2 separate regions of the Homo sapiens genome follow, and region 1 is linked to region 2. The links are chromatin loops, found by intact Hi-C in ENCODE. Cell type or tissue: spleen. All regions are shown on one strand. Links, peaks and the distances in the headings refer to the core of each region. The heading gives the core; the rest is flanking DNA.

Region 1 (5,382 bases), core at 120-5,119, 50 kb before region 2:
AGTAGTTTACTCAGTGGTCTTCCTGTGTCCACTCTGGCTTCCTTCGGCCTTCTTCTCCATTCCTAGGGAGTTCAAAATGTGTGGGCCTTAATCTTGTCTTCTGCCGCATTCCCTCTAGAGGCTTCCTGTGGCTCTTGCAACATAGAGGCCTGCATCTCTAGTGTACTCTGCCAGGCCTTGCACATTTGCCTCTGTTTTTTTTTTTTTTTTTTTTTTTTTTAGATGGAGTCTTGCTCTTTTGTCCAGGCTGGAGTGCAGTGGTGCGATCTCGGCTCATTGCAACCTCTGCCTCCCGGGTTCAAGCAATTCTTCTGCCTCAGCCTCCTGAGTAGCTGGGATTACAGGCACACGCCACCATGCCTGGCTAAATTTTGTATTTTTTTTTTTAGTAGAGATGGGGTTTCACCATGTTGGCCAGGCTGGTCTTGAACTCCTGACCTTGTGATCTGCCTGCCTCGGCCTCCTAAAGTGCTGGGATTACAGGCATGAGCCACTGCCCCCGGCCACATTTGCCTCTATATTAGTCTGTTCTCACACTGCTGATAAAGACATACCAAAATAGGTAATTTATAAAGAAACAGAGGGGTTTTTAAAATTATTTTATTTATTTATTTTTTTGAGACAGAGTCTTGCTCTGTCTCCCAGGCTGGAGTGCAGTGGCACGATCTCGGCTCGCTGCAAGCTTCGCCTTCCGGGTTCATGCCATTCTCCCGCCTTAGCCTCGCTAGTAGCTGGGACTACAGGCGCCCGCCAGCACGCACGGCTAATTTTGTTTTTGTATTTTTAGTAGAGACGGGGTTTCACCGTGTTAGACAGGATGGTCTCAATCTCCTGACCTCATGATCCGCCCGCCTCGGCCTCCCAAAGTACAGGGATTACAGGCTTGAGCCACCATGCCCGGCCCAGAAACAGAGGTTTAATGGACTCACAGTTCCACATAGCTGGGGAGGCCTCACAATCATGGTGGAAAGTGAAAGGCACGTCTTACTTGGTGGCAGACAAGAGAGAATGAGAGCCAAGCAAAAAGGGAAACCCCTTGTAAAACTATGAGATCTCATGAGACTCACTCCTGACCATGAGAACAGTGTGGGGGAAGCTGCCCCCGTGATCCACTTACCTTCCCCTGGGTCCCTCCCGCAACATGTGGGAACTGTGGGAGCTATCATTCAAGATGAGATTTGGGTGGGGACACAGCCAAACCGTATCAGCCTTCTTCCTCGCCTCATGACAGCGCTCTCGTGCCCTGCATTCCTTGATGTTTACCCTGTTTCAGGGGAAGGCTCCCTGTTCTGTTGGTTCAGCTCATGTCCTGTGCTCTGCCCTTTGGGAGTACTTCTCTTAGTTCATAATAATATATACATTAGTCTCATTATTCTGGTAAGTGTCTGTCTCTCCTGATGTCCTCTCTGTGAGTTGGGGATCACGTTTTTGTTCACCACCACATCCCTTTAGCTTAGCACATACTTGGCACTTGGTTCAAAGAAAATTTTTTGAGTGAACCATTTGATTTTGTTTTTTGTTTTATAGAGTTGAGAAGTTCTTAGGTAGGGAGTTGATAGTATCACAAAATTAATCTGTATACCCAGACCTTGGTCCCCTGGCAGTTTGGTTTTCAGCCATAACTAAAACTTAGTTATCCCAGAACAGTTTTAACACTTCTTCATTTTTTGTTGGGGTTCTTTTGAAAGTTAATTTAGACTTTGCAATACGCGGTAACCTGGGCTTTCGTTAAGAGGAACCAAGCAGGCCAAGTAGCTTTTTATCATTCCATTGAACACGGCGATACAAGATGAGCAGATAACGTGAATTCCTGAAAATCAGCTTGGAATAAACTGTTCTCTAACTGATATTTATTTTAATTCCAGAACATGGTCCAAGACAATTCCTGGGAAAGTTCAGTTCTTCTCAAGTGAGGGTTCTGACACATCTGTACCAATTCCAGTAGTGCCACTACGGGGTGTGGACGACTCCTACCCGCCCCAGAAGAAGTCCTTCATGATGCTCAAGTACATGCACGACCACTACTTGGACAAGTATGAATGGTTTATGAGAGCAGATGATGACGTGTACATCAAAGGAGACCGTCTGGAGAACTTCCTGAGGAGTTTGAACAGCAGCGAGCCCCTCTTTCTTGGGCAGACAGGCCTGGGCACCACGGAAGAAATGGGAAAACTGGCCCTGGAGCCTGGTGAGAACTTCTGCATGGGGGGGCCTGGCGTGATCATGAGCCGGGAGGTGCTTCGGAGAATGGTGCCGCACATTGGCAAGTGTCTCCGGGAGATGTACACCACCCATGAGGACGTGGAGGTGGGAAGGTGTGTCCGGAGGTTTGCAGGGGTGCAGTGTGTCTGGTCTTATGAGGTAAGAACAGAATTCTTTACCATGGGAAAAACTTAATTTTGTCAATTTTGTCATTAGTTCTGAGCGTATCATAGGAAACTAGAGATGATATCCTCTTTGAGGGTTGAAGTTGGTATTATTCTACATTTTTAGCCTTAGATTAAAAAAAAAATTCAGTTCCCCTTTATTACCTTTTCTTGGCTTTGAGCGCATATCTTCTGTACTTTTTCTCCCCCCAGAGAGAGTCTTGCTCTGTCTCCCAGGCTGGAGTGCAGTGGCGCCATCTCGGCTCACTTTAACCTCCGCCTCCTGGGTTCAAGCAATTCTCCTGCCTCAGCCTCCCGAGTAGCTAGGATTATAGGCAGGCGCCACCACGCTAGGCTAATTTCTGTATTCTTAGTAGAGACGAGGTTTCACCATGCTGGCCAGGCTGGTCTCGAACTCTTGACCTTGTGATCTGCCTGCCTCAGCCTCCCAAAATGCTGGGATTACAGGCGTGAGCCACGGCGCCCGGCTCTTCCATACTTTTGTCCTAATACTTAGTTAATAAATAATGGCATTTGGGGCCTAAAGAAAAGATAATGGGTTGCTGATGGTCATGGTGATATTTTCTTGATTATCCAGAAAATCATCTTGTCTGACTTCTGCTGATTCCACAGATGTAATTGCAAGAATGTAGGATATCTCCCTATTTGTTTTTGCAAAGGCCTGGCTCTTCTCTTCTGGTCATAATGACCTACACAGATTAGAAACTTAACGTGTTTTGAATTTATAAAAGGAATCATGGTATAAAAAAGCCAATAGCATTTGACTTCGCATTTGTTGTGTACCTTGACTGTTCAGATAGTTACTTTAATCTGTGAGTTTATAATATAGTTGTTGCTTTCAGAATAGTTGTCGTGCAACTTCTGAGTTACCGTGACACATAAATGAAATTTGCCGAAGGAAGTCCGCTTGTAGATGTTTTCTCTGTAGCAGTTGTAGAGAAGATGGACTGGCTTTGGACTTTCCTGTGTTGTTGCTGCACCCTTTGCCTGCAGATTGCACAATCTGATACCAGTTAATGGTGAAAAAAATTATTGAGGTTGTATTGTCTTTAGGTTGATAAACTCCTGGCAGTTGTGAGGAGCAGAGGTAATTGCTAGATCTTTTGCCCAAGAAAAAGAATACACTTTCTAATATGAACTGTTAGCTTTTTTCTGAACTAATGTTCTAAAGCACGTACTTGAGTGAAAGAGCAGTATTCTTGCCTGTACTTGTCCACCCCTAGACTTGCTTTTAAATGTCTGCTAATCACTCTTACTTTTTTTGTTGTTTGAACTTTAGGGAAGTGGACATTTTCAAGCATACAGGGAGTGGCCATGTAATTTTTAATTACAAAGTCACAAAGATACATTTTAAATCCTAAATGTGATCTTGAGTGAACTCTTCAATCCCTGTGTGCCTTATACTATCCCCCCAACCCCAGCACATAGGGGACAGCTCACTGGGCCTACGGGATCTCTCTGTCGTCACGGATTTTTGCAGCGAGGAAAGCTGTTTGAGGGTTTCACGCTGTTTTAAGCAGAATACAGCTGGCAATATTTCTGCATTTTTCCCCATCCTAAGAAAGTAGTTATAACCTTGACACATTTCATTATGGTTAAAATAGGTAACACATTGTATATTTTGGAACACTTTCCCCTGACCATCATCTCCGAGAAGCCAACCTTCTTGCCGGAATCATAGAGGACAGACCTTCTTTCGGGAGAGAATTTTTAAAAGTATGTCTTAGTTAGGTCGTGCTGTTATATACTGCTGGACAGACACCAACAGAGCCAGTCTCTTGAGTTTGATCAAGAACTTGGGTTTAGCGTTAGTGCCAAGAGGTAGTTAGAAAGTGTCATCCTGGGGCTGCAGGGTGGGAGGCCATTTTGGAGATGATTTTCCTCTGACGGGAGGTAATCACAAAAGGTTTCTGATGGCCTGCGAAGGGGTGCATGGAATGATCCTGTCTGGACACTTGGAGCCCCCTCTGAGGCTTGGTGCATCCTGTCAGTGGCCTCATCAGCTGAAGGGACCTGGTTGGTGAGGAGGCCTCCTCCCCGTGTGGTCCCGTCTCCCTGCCTTGGGAGGTGGGTCAGGGACAGCAGCAGCAAGGCTCTCCTTGGGAGTGTGGTTATTGGGCCTGCTGCTGCTCTGCGTTTCTTTAAATGCCCTGTGGTGTCAGAGCTTTGACTGACTGCTGCAGGCTTCTCCTGGGCTTGTGCCACAGGGCCCTCCCACCTGCAGTGCCCAGAGCTCTCTTTTTCTCTTCTGTGAGCTGCCTTGCCTGTTCGTAGTCTTGGCCCGTATTTCTGCTGAAATGTTGTCTTACAGTTTTGTTGAAGTGCTTTATTCTGGATAGAGTATCTTTTCTCAGACTGTGACTTAACTTTTCACCTTAATTGTGGGATTTTTATTGTACGCAAATTGTGAATCTAAGTGCAATCTAATGCATCATTCTTTTCCATTACGGTTTGTGCTTTTGTGTTTAAGAAATTCTTCCCTTCCTTAGGTCACGAATATGTTTTCTCCTGTATGTTTTCTTACATGTTTGAAGTGTTCCCTTTCACGTGTAGTTCTTCATTATAATGTTAAGAATTCATCTATTGGAACACTTGCCATCTTATTAGACCTTTGATTTCTATTTTTTTATTTTTCTTTTTATAAAGCTTTAAGTGCTTCTAACCTAAGTTGTTATTAGGTTTATCATTGTGTTCACCACTCAGGTAAGATTAATCCTTCGTGTGGATGAGGAACTTTTATTAAACTTCCTGTAAATCTAGTTTCCCCATTAAGGTTCACATTATGGGAAATTATTGAGGTGGAGTCTTATGTTAAAGACAATTACGTTAAGCTTTGGGACTTGGAAGGTACTTATTTTGCCCTATTATAAGCCTAGCCAGAAGGTATAGTGTTTTTTTTGGCGAGTAGAAATAGTACCTTGGGATGACACTTAGGTAATTAAAATGACTTGTGAGGAACAACTGTCAAAATCAAAGTCTAGATTCATTTCTAAAC
Region 2 (5,382 bases), core at 167-5,166:
TCTAGGTGATGTGCCAAATTATAGATTATTGAAATACCTTATAATAAAATCCTCTTAAACTTTGAATTTGGTACTATCAAAATATTCTGGAGTTTTGTTTGTTTGTTTGTTTGTTTGTTTTCTTTTTTGAGATGGAGTCCTGCTCTGTTGCCCAGGCTGGAGTGCAGTAGTGCCATCTGGGCTCACTGCACCCTCCGCTTCCCAGGTTCAAGCGATTCTCCCACCTCACCCTCCCGAGTAGCTGGGACTACAGGCACACGCCACCATGCCTGGCTAATTTTTGTAATTTTAATAGAAACAGTGTTTCACCACATTGGCCAGGCTTGTCTCGAACTCCTGACCTCAAGTGATCTGCCTGCCTCGGCCTCCCAAAGTGCTGGGATTACAGGCGTGAGCCACTGGCCCGGCCCAAAATATTCTTTATAACAAAAATGTCATTACTTTATTCCTGGAGTTACTAAAATGAACTGTTAAGAATCTCGTATTTATAACTAATTTTATAGAGGAGTTGGAGATTAAGTTTCACAGGATAGAAACAGTTAATAGGGACGTGTTATTGCCCTTTAATGCTTCAAATATAGTTTCAGTCAATGAAGATATTGCTGCAGCTTCAGCCATAGCAGGAGTAGGTGGGCAGAAGAATGTCAGAGCTGGGCTTCAGAGGATTTGTGACTCGTTCTGACATGGTCACATAAGATCTTTGAATTCTTTACCTTGACGGATCCTCTGTCTAGTACAATGCAGTCACTTTTTTGTGTTTTTTGTCTGTTTTTGTTTTTGTTTTTGTTTTTGTTTTTGTTTTTGTTTGACAGGGTCTTGCACTGTCACCTAGGCTGGAGTGCAGTAGTGCGATCATGGCTCACTGCAGCCTCGACCTCCCAGGCTCGTGATCCTCCCCCCTCAGCCTCCTGAGTAACTGGGACCACAGGCATGTGCCACCACCTCTGGCTAATTTTTTAATTATTTGTAGAGATAGGATTTCACCATGTTGCCCAAGCTCATCTTGAATCCCTGGGCTCAAGCAGTCCTCCCGCCTCAGCCCCACAAAGTGCTGAGGTTACAGGTGTGAGCCACCTTGCCCAGCCCAGTCATTTTATAAATGAGAAAACTTGAGACTTGATCAATTCAAGTAGCTTGTCCAAGGTCTTACAGCTTTATTCTTGAAATTGTTATATTCTAAACTTTCTTCCAGAGAAATAGTAGCCTTATTTCTGTTACAAGAAAATTGCAATTTAGTCATGTGACTATACGTTTTATTTATTTATTTATTTATTTATTTATTTATTTGAGACAGGGTCTCACTTTGTCACCCAGGCTGGAGTGCAGTGGCACGATCTCGGCTCACTGCAACCTCCGCCTCCCAGACTCAATTGATTCTCCCACCTCAGCCTCTGAAGTAGCTGGGACCTCAGGCATGTGCCACCACCCCTGGCTATTTTTTTTTTTTTTTTTTTTTTTTGGTAGAGACAAGGTTTCACCATGTTGCCCAGACTGGTCTGGAACTCCTGGGGTTGCAGGCATGAGCCACCATGCCTGGCCTGACTATACTACTTAAGGGTCAGGGACTTCAACAATTTCCTGTTGAATGCAGGAAATTGCCTGGAGCTCAGTAATTAAATGCTACCTGCGTGTTTCCTACTTAATGGCATTCTGGTGGTGAGCAGTGACGTAGCCCATAATATGAGGGAAAGCAGGGAGATGGTTGGAGATGTAGGCGTTAAACGCTTAATGACCAGCATTTCTCCTTGATGTGCCTAGAGCAAAATGATTCAGTTTCATCTCACCCACAGCATGCCTCTTAAATACGCATCCTCAAAGAAAAATGAAAGGTAGGAAGTAGGGAAAACCCAAATCACAGCAGAGAAACTGGAAACTTGGTGAGGTTAAAAAAAAAAAAAAAAAAAAAAGATATTTCGAGGAGAACATTGCAGGGGATTCAAAAGTTCAGTACAAATGGCCGCCTTGCCACAGAGGCAAAGATTCCATCCAGAAGCACTGAGATCTCTTGATGTGGTCACATGGGAGGGCTACCTGGGAAGGCGGGGAAGGGGGATGGAGGGTGCTCCATGGAGGGCGTTCACAGGGAAGGGGGATGGAGGGTGCTCCATGGAGGGCGTTCACAGGGAAGGAGGATGGAGGGTGCTCCATGGAGAGTGTTCACAGGGAAGGAGGATGGAGGGTGCTCCATGGAGGTTGTTCACACTCAGAGCAAGGGCTGGCCTGGAGGTCCCATGGCCCTGGAGCCTGGTGGGGCCCGTCAGGGCTTCCCTAGGTTTTCCTTCCTGCTCCATTCAGAAATCACAGATGATGTATGAATTTCTTTCCTAACCTGGCTTTAATATCTCATTGACATTTTTGCTTTGCATTATATTTCACATTTCCTGTTCTTAAAGAGCTCTAAAGACAGCATATTTGATTTCTGCCTCTCCATCTCCCATTCCACACGCTGAGGGTAACAAGAAAATGTTTCCCTACCTCTACACCAAAGCCATTTATGACAAGGCTTTGTACAGAAATTGGCTGAAGGGCACCACCCGAAGCCCATTTGGGCAGGTCTTGGTTAAGGTGGAGGTACTCGTCCTTACCTGCGACAGAGTGTCTGCTCACCTGTTGCTTAAACCCGCATCACCCTCTTTTAGAAAGGGAGAGCTATTTCCTTGACGTGAGTTTAGATTTTTTTAAAGATCATTACAGGTATGTGTTCCACCCAGTCTGTCAGGTAGGAACTTCTCTGTCTGAATTGTTTATATACCGTAGCAACATTAATAAATAATAAATTAATAAAAGTAACTCCTCTGGGACAGAGCAGGGGCCACCAGCCAGTCTGGGCGTAGACTTGGCTTTATTTTAAGTTCACTTTCTCTCAGGTGCTCCCTCCCCCAAGCATGTGCATGTGCACCACTCACACACACCTTTTTATCTTACAACAGATTTCTTTTTCATTAAAAAAAGAAAATGGCCGGGCTGGGTGGCTCACGTCTGTAATCCCAGGGCTTTGGGAGGCCGAGGCAAGCAGATTGCTTGATCCCAGGAGTTCAAGACCAGCCTGGGCAACCTGGTGAAACCCCATCTCTACAAAAAAATACAAAAATTAGCTGTATGTGGTGGTGTATGCTTATAGTTCCAGCTCCCTGGGAGGTGGAGGTTGCAGTGAGCTGAGATCACACCACTGCACTCCAGCCTGGATGACAGAAGGAGACCCTGTCTCAAAAAAAAAAAAAAATTATATATATATGTAACACATTTATTTCAAACTTGTAGAGTTTAGCCGGAAGGTACTTACAGCAACTTTCACTGTAGTTTAAAACCCTCAGTCTGTTTTACAGCTTCTACCAGCCTGTTTAGTCAATACTTTTCTCCATGTTCACCCCCTTAGCACACACACTCTGTGAAAGTAACAACCGTAGGCAGCTTCTAAAACACTTTGTGAAATGGATTCCTGAAAATGTGTGGGGATGTGTTGTCCTAGTGGGTGTGTGAGAAGTAGTCAGTCATGTAGAGGCCTCCCGTGGGGGCCCGCCCTCCCTGTGTGGGGTATGGACGGCCAGGAATAAAGTGTGCAGTCACATTTGGTCTAGGGAGTAAAAAAAAGGTGACCACTATATCATCTCTCCAGAGTAGTATATATTTTCTCTTTAAATATGCTGCTGATTTTTGCGTTTTAAAACACATCCTGGCCAGAGGAGCCCAGCCTTATCCTTGTATGCCGTTTACCATGTGTAACATATCGTGTCTGTCATCATCAGCTGTTTCCTTCTGTATGGATGTCATTCAACAATTTCTCCATACTTGCTCTGTTTAAAGACCTCACTTGTTATGAACTCGATGTGTCAAGCACTGAGCTGGACTCTGGAGATGGAGGCAGTGGGCACCCACACCCTCCCCCGTTTGCACGTGTTCCCGCAGCTGCTGCAGGGCTGTCCGTGTGGTGCCTCCTTGCATGGTCATTCTGGCCCATGCGTCTTGTTTCCTGGATCCTGTCATCTTCTTTACAGCTTTCTTTCCTTGCTTTAGAGGAACATATCCTTCAGTAGCTTCCTGGGAAGGAATGAGTGCAAGGTAAAATTGAGTCCTGAGTATCTGACATCTTTTGCTGTTCTCACTGGATGGATAGTTTGGGAAGAGAATTCTACACTGAGAATAATTTTCCACTCCTCCCACTTCTGAAGGCATTGTTCTTCAGCTCCCAGTGGTGTTATCTGTGTCCGGTGCCATTTCCATTTCTGATTATTTGTATATGCCCTTTTTCCTCCTCTGTGGAAATTTTTAGATTGCTTTTTCCTGTAGTTTTTATACTGGATACTTTTATACTGTACTTTTTATACTGGATACTTAGAGTTTAACCCAGGCACCTGACTCCCTTAATTCTGGATCCATTTTTTTATATTGTTGTTTTCCCTCCTGTGTGCTTTTTGTTCCTAGAATGAATACTTTTCTCTCCTGTTGTCTGGTTTTTTTTTATCGTTATGATCTTCTAGGGATTTCTTCAGTTTTATCTTCAAACTCTACTCCTTTGTTTTGCTGTCTTGTGTTTGGTTTCAAGGGTTTTTTCCTCTGATTTTCGTGTTTATCACATTCTGTTTTGGTTGCACTGTCTTCCCTTTGACTATATTGTAGATTTTTGTTTTTGTTGTTGTGTTTTTCTTCTGTTCACTGCGTTGTTTCTGTTCCACCAAGGGTTTTGCTTTTGTTTTGTTTTATTTTCATCATTCCCATTCAGAACCCTTTTTCAGCTGCCCTGATGATCCTTGACTGTTGATTCTCATTAAGAGTGAAGCATTGAGAAGCTGACCAGGAGCTGTGTAGCAGAGGCTTTTAAAACTAGTGTCTTTGCTGTAATGATCCAGCTTTTTGGGTGATGTTTTTGTTGGCAGACTCTAGGTATCTATGGTACTGTTCAATTGATCCAAAAGACTCTTCCGGTTTCCTGCTTGGGGTGGGGAGTGGAATAAGTTTTCTGGGACACAAGTGGGATATGAGGGCAGGGTCCTGCTCAAGTCCCCCAATTTCCATTTCCCCATTATCAGACTTGCACCTCACCACCTTGTGCTTGGGTGTAATTTCTGGAAAAACTAAACTTCAGAGTTATGTATTTATCAAGGAAGTAAACCCAGAGGACTAAGATGCAGCATTCATTCATAACTGTATAAAACAACTGTGATACATACTCTACTCCTGTAGTGACTTCATAGCTGCCTCCTGTTGCCACTGTGGTGAGCTCAGCTGGTGCAAATGTAGGCTTGAAATGCTGGGTGACACTAATCATCCCCACCTGAACAGTTCATCACTCCAGAAAATTGCATATTGCAGTCAAAAGCGATCTCTTGCAGTTCTTATATTTTTCGTCAGATTTAGTGCAATACTGTGAACCTCGAATAACAC

The links. Hi-C counts contacts between places; a loop is a spot of excess contacts. Peaks named below come from ENCODE experiments on the same cell type or tissue, not always from the same donor. Only the 100,000 strongest peaks of a DNase experiment are listed, where the experiment ranks them.
Region 1: it touches region 2 in a loop (1.8-fold over the local background); 40 of 110 quality-filtered maps call a loop at or near these places.

What each region holds. Positions count from the first base shown.
Region 1 is chr15:101,232,061-101,237,442 of GRCh38, reverse strand. It overlaps CHSY1 (chondroitin sulfate synthase 1), which reads left to right. Exons shown (of 3, transcript NM_014918.5): 2 at 1,866-2,361. Among named protein-coding and RNA genes, the nearest start is that of CHSY1, 17 kb to the left of the region's middle. In spleen, for the core only: no CTCF peak of the experiment used is centred there; no DNase peak of the experiment used is centred there; H3K4me3 peaks cover 482 bases; H3K27ac peaks cover 1,206 bases.
Region 2 is chr15:101,182,225-101,187,606 of GRCh38, reverse strand. The region is part of intron 2 of CHSY1 (chondroitin sulfate synthase 1); the gene reads left to right. Among named protein-coding and RNA genes, the nearest start is that of LRRK1-AS1, 33 kb to the right of the region's middle. In spleen, for the core only: no CTCF peak of the experiment used is centred there; no DNase peak of the experiment used is centred there; H3K4me3 peaks cover 985 bases; H3K27ac peaks cover 3,949 bases.